Linked DNA regions of Homo sapiens: region 1 is linked to region 2. A link is a loop called in an ENCODE intact Hi-C map of the cell type or tissue named here. Cell type or tissue: mucosa of descending colon. All regions are shown on one strand.

Region 1 (2,500 bases), 600 kb after region 2:
GGCCATGAGCCCTAAAGACTAGACTGCCCCCCTCTCCACGCGCTGACCCCAAGGAGAGTGGAGGGGCAGAGGAATGGCAGAACCTCTCTGATTCTCACCCTCTGAATGTGGGGTGGGAGTGGGGCGGGGGGAGTGAAGGGACCCCTACTGCCAGGGGAGCAGCTCACTGACCCGTGACTCTCAGGGAGGGAGTCCCCTGGCTCTTGGAGGTGGCTCCAAGGACTGAGAATTCGGGGGCTGGGAAGGGAGGTTTTATTTTCCTTCTGCCTTTTCCTGAAGCGTGCCCCACCTTCGGCAGCCCCATTCAGAGCCCCTCCTCCAGCACACCCTGTGGGGGGCGTCCCCCTAGCAGCTTCTCTCTCTTGGAAGGTCCCCTTCCTGAGCCGCGCCCACCTGCTCCTCCACAAGAGGAGGTCCTATCGGGATACATCCAGGTGTGCCCCACACCTGGAGGGCCCTCACGCTACATCCGCCCCCGCAAAAAGCCTCAAATGGGCCAAAGCCTCCCCACACCTACGCCCACCCCCAAACTCCCTCGCTGCGCCTCCTGCCCTGCGGGAGGTCAATGCCCACCCAGGTGAGCCCCACACCTGTTCTGGCCGCCCCCCCGCCGCCAGAGGCCACCCTTCCACGAAGACTCTTTTCCCGTTTGGCCGCTGCTGCCGGGGGAGTCCTGCCCAGTGCCCCCACCCCGGCACCCACCTCCTTCTTGACGGTGCGTAGCAGCCTCTGTCGGGTCTCCGCCTCTGTGGGACAAGAAACGAGAGCCGCGGGTCAGCCGAGAGAGGGTGCGGGGGCCGGGCGCTGCCCTCCCGCCGCCCTCGTGTCCAGCGGCCTCTTACCCGCGGGGGCCGAGGCCATGGCTCCGAGCGCTGCGTTCCGAGTCCCAGGAGGCGGTGGCGGCGGTGGCGGCGGTAGCTCCTCCGGCCGCGGCGCTGCTGCTGCAGCCGCGGCGGGGCGGGGCCGAGCGCTGAGTGACGGCCGGAGGGCGCCCGACGTCAGGACCCGAGGCGGCCGCCCCACCCCTCCGGAAAGCCACCGCTCGGCGGGGCAGCCGGGTCGCCTGCGCCAGGAGCCTTCGCGCCAAGCACGCACGCTCCCTCCCGCGCACCCAGCGCCCGAGCCTCTCAGGCTCCCCCAACCTCCACGCCAGCGCCCGCGTCCCTCCCTCTTCCCTAGGGCGGGGAAGGAAAGCGTCCGTCCTGAACCCTCCTCTGTGGGCCAGGCTCCAGGAAGTCACAGGAAATGGTGGGGCTACTACCGATATTCTCCAAGCCTCAGTTTTCTCATCTTTAAAATGGGTATAATGTGGTATAAAATGGGCATAATGGGTCTCAGAACGATCTGAGCCTTAAGTGAGATATTGGATGTGAAGCCCTTAATACAGACCCAGGGGGAAAGGCCAGCGAGCATAAATGCTTGCCACTGTTACTGTTATTATTATTAATTATTATTATTGAGGGTCTTCCAGCCGGTCGCGGTGGCTCACGCCTGTAATCCCAACACTTTGGGAGGCCGAGGCGGGCAGATCACTTGAGGTCAGGAGTTCGAGACCAGCCTGGCCAACATAGTGAAACCCCGTCTCTACGAAAATACAAAAATTAGCCGGACATGATGGCGAGCTGCCTGTAATCCCAGCTACTGGGGAGGCTAAGGCAGGAGAATCTCTTGAACCCGGGAAGCAGAGGTTACAGTGATCCAACATGGCGCCATTGCACTCCAGCCTGAGCGACAGAGTGAGACTCCGTCTCAAAAAATAAAAAAAATACAAATACAAAAATTAGCCAGGCATGGTGGCGTGCTCCTGTAATCCCAGCTACTCAGGAGGCTGAGGCATGAGAATTGCTTGAACCCTGGAGGCAGAGGTGTCAGTGAGCCAAGATTGTGCCACCACACTCCAGCCTGGGCAACAAAAGTGAAACTCCATCTCAAAAAAAAAAAAAAAAAAAAGAGTCTTCCAAGATACACTGGTTATCCATTCAGGAGAGGCCGGGACTTAAGTGGCTCCCTCCCCGACATGCAGGTCACTGGAGGAGTGGGGTTTTCCCAGGAGTCTGGCCCCAAAAGGAGGCACTTGTCAGCCAGGATCTCTGGGGCTGAGCAAGCAGTGGGCTCTGTGGGAAAAGCCTTGTTCCATCAAGAGCCCCTGGTCACCCCAAGTCCCTAACTGTATCCACCCAGAATGCAACTCAGGTCAATATTTATTGAGCACCTACTCTGTGCCAAGTGACTGTGCTAGAGATTTCTAAGTGAGCAAGACAGACAATGAACTCTGCCCTCATGGAGTTTAGGAGGCGGACAACAAAATATGTAAGAAAAGGACAGACCATGCTGGAAAGTTCTGGAGAAAAATTAAGTAGGCAAGGGGGACAGGGAGGGCCCAGACCCCTGGGGATCGTATTCTGAAGTAGGGTGGTTGAGGGAGGCCCCACTGAGCAGGTGACATTTAAGCAAAGAGGAAAAGGAGTAGGCCATGGGGATTTCTGGAGGAAGAGCAGTT
Region 2 (2,500 bases):
CTCAGTTTTCTCAGCTGTAAAATGGGGATAAGAATCCTTCCTACCATGAATTCAGTGAGTGAACGTGCACCTGGCCCAGTGTAATGCTGTTGCTGTTTCGCTTTGGTGTCTGCTACTGTGTGAAGTGCTGGGGTTGAATGTGATAGAATGGCAAATAAGGCCCCTCCGCTGTAGGCAGGGCTTCCCGTGTAGAGGGGAGGAAGGGAAACAAGCTGTGCAGCTATGCAGAGATGGGCCCAGGGGTGCTCCTTCACCCTCGGGGCGTCCTGTGAGAGGTCCTTAGAGGCCAGATCATGCTGTGGAGTCTCACTGTGATCCAGAAGGCAGTGGAAGCTACTGGAAGGCTTTAGGCAGGACTGATAGGAAATGAAAGCTGAAGCCAGACCTTTCCTAGGTGAAAAGTGTCAAGTTGATCTTTTTTTTTTAATTGAGGTGAAACTTACATGATATAAAATTAAAGTATACAAGGCAGGCATTTAGTACATCCACAGTGCTTACAACCATCACTTCTATGAAGTTAGAAGAGATTTCCATCACCCCAAAGTAAAACCCATACCCATTGCACAGTGACTTCTCGTTCCCTCTCCCCCGACCCCCTGATGAGCACCAGTCTGCTTTCTGCCTCTATGGCTCTGCCTGTTCTGTGCATTTTGTATGAAGGGAATCATACAATACATCGTTGTTTTTTGTGGCTGACTTCCTTGGTTACTGTAATGTTTTCAGGGGTCATCCAAGTAGTCCCAGGTATGGGTGTTTCAGCCTTTTTTTTTTTTTTTTTTTTGAGATGGAGTCTTGCTCTGTTGCCCAGGCTGGAGTGCAGTGGCACAATCTCGGCTCACTGCAACTTCTGCCTCCTGGATTTAAGTGATTCTCCTGCCTCTGCCTCCCAAATAGCTTGGATTACTAATGGGTGCTCGCCACCACACCCAGCAAATTTTTGTATTTTTAGTAGAGACGGGGTTTCACCATGTTGGCAAGGCTGGTCTTGAACTCCTGACGTCAAGTGAGCTGGCAGCCTCGGCCTCCCAAAGTGCTGGGATTACAGGCGTGAGCCACCATGCCCGTCCTATTTCAACCCTTTTTGTGGCTGAATAATATTCCATTGTGTGGAGGGACCACATTATATTTGTCAGTTCATCCACTGATTGGATTGATATTGGTTGGTTGTGTCTCCCAGCCAGCATGAACAGGGCTCATGCGTCCTGGTGGAGGTGGCTGGTGGGAGGATCTGGCCTGAGACTCTCCTGCTGAGTGAGGTTCAGGAATGAGCCAGGTGATGAGAATGAGCTGGGTAGTCAGTGTTGGCCTCTGAGAGGAGGGGCCTGGGCCCTGAGAGGAGCCCTGGGAGGGCAGGGTGAGGGCCAAGTTCAGGTTACAGAAGCTGTGAGACAGCCGGACATTTGTGGTTTGAGGCCTTGGAGACAATGCGCTCTCCAAACAGGGAGTCTGTTGGGGAGGCCCTGGCAGGAGCTGGGGCTGCATCCAGCCCCTTGGCTTGGTGGCCTCGTTCACTTATTTGTTCAGGAAGCAGCAGGGTCTGGGCTCCATGCCAGGCCACCCTGGAAGGCTGTCCTGGGGCAGCGCAACCCAAGCATGAAGGGCGGAGGCGGCTGTGGCTTGCTACGAGCTGGCGCCAGGGACCCACTGGCTGGCTCCAGCTGCTCTCTGCATTCTCTTCAGCTCTGGAGAGCTGTGTGCCGGCCCTCAGCCTGAGTTTCCTCATCTGCAAAATTGGGACGATGGTGTCCACCTTGCCGGTGCTGGTGGGGTCCCAAGAGCTGTTGTCTGGGGTAAGGGAGCTGGGGGCCAAAAGCTCATGCCCTGGGGCCCCAGCTGTCCTTTGAAGAGTACCCTGAGGGTGTGACTGAGAGCCAGTCCCCAGCACCCTTGTCCAGATGGGGACCAGGAGGTGGGTGAAGGTATTTGTGGTCTGAGCTCTGTGCTGGTTGCCCCCGAGGGGGCCTAGAGCCCTGCGTTAAGAGCAGAGCCCAGCCGGGCACGGTGGTTCACGCCTGTAATCCCAGCACTTTGGGAGGCCGAGGCAGGCAGATCACAAGGTCAGGAGATCGAGACCTTCCTGGCTAACACGGTGAAACCCCATCTCTACTAAAAATACAAAAAACTAGCCGGGCGTGGAGGCAGGCACCTGTAGTCCCAACTACTCGGGAGGTTGAGGCAGGAGAATGGTGTGAACCCGGGAGGCGGAGCTTGCAGTGAGCCGAGATTGGGCCACTGCACTCCAGACTCGGGGACAGAGTGAGACTCCGTCTCCAAAAAAAAAAAAAAAAAAAGCAGAGCCGGATGCTGGCCCTATCCCTTCTTGCCCCACCTGGTTAAATGGGGGCTGCCTTCCTGGGTTGGGAGTTGGGGGGGACTTGTGCCCCTAAGCCATGCAGAGACATGTGCAGACGGGCCGCTCTTACACATGCGGGTGGCCATCCATGGTCCCTGCCCATTTCCAAGGCCCTTGTAGTGGTCCCTGTGCTCCAGGTCCAGTCTC

Evidence for each region. Peaks named below come from ENCODE experiments on the same cell type or tissue, not always from the same donor. Only the 100,000 strongest peaks of a DNase experiment are listed, where the experiment ranks them.
Region 1: a loop joins it to region 2, with 18 times the contacts of the local background. A loop is called at or near these places in 2 of 110 quality-filtered maps.

The regions. Positions count from the first base shown.
Region 1 is chr22:24,804,687-24,807,186 of GRCh38, reverse strand. SGSM1 (small G protein signaling modulator 1) reads right to left here and starts at 976. Exons shown (of 25, transcript NM_001098497.3): 1 at 843-976; 2 at 703-746. The coding sequence starts at 861. RefSeq lists a silencer at 929-1,138. In mucosa of descending colon, no CTCF peak of the experiment used is centred here; DNase peaks (open chromatin) are centred at 446, 526 and 1,036; H3K4me3 peaks cover 689 bases.
Region 2 is chr22:25,400,054-25,402,553 of GRCh38, reverse strand. It overlaps the pseudogene LRP5L. Among named protein-coding and RNA genes, the nearest start is that of MIR6817, 54 kb to the left of the region's middle. RefSeq lists enhancers at 1-47, 1,298-1,477, 1,588-1,687, 1,848-1,907. In mucosa of descending colon, no CTCF peak of the experiment used is centred here; a DNase peak (open chromatin) is centred at 1,553.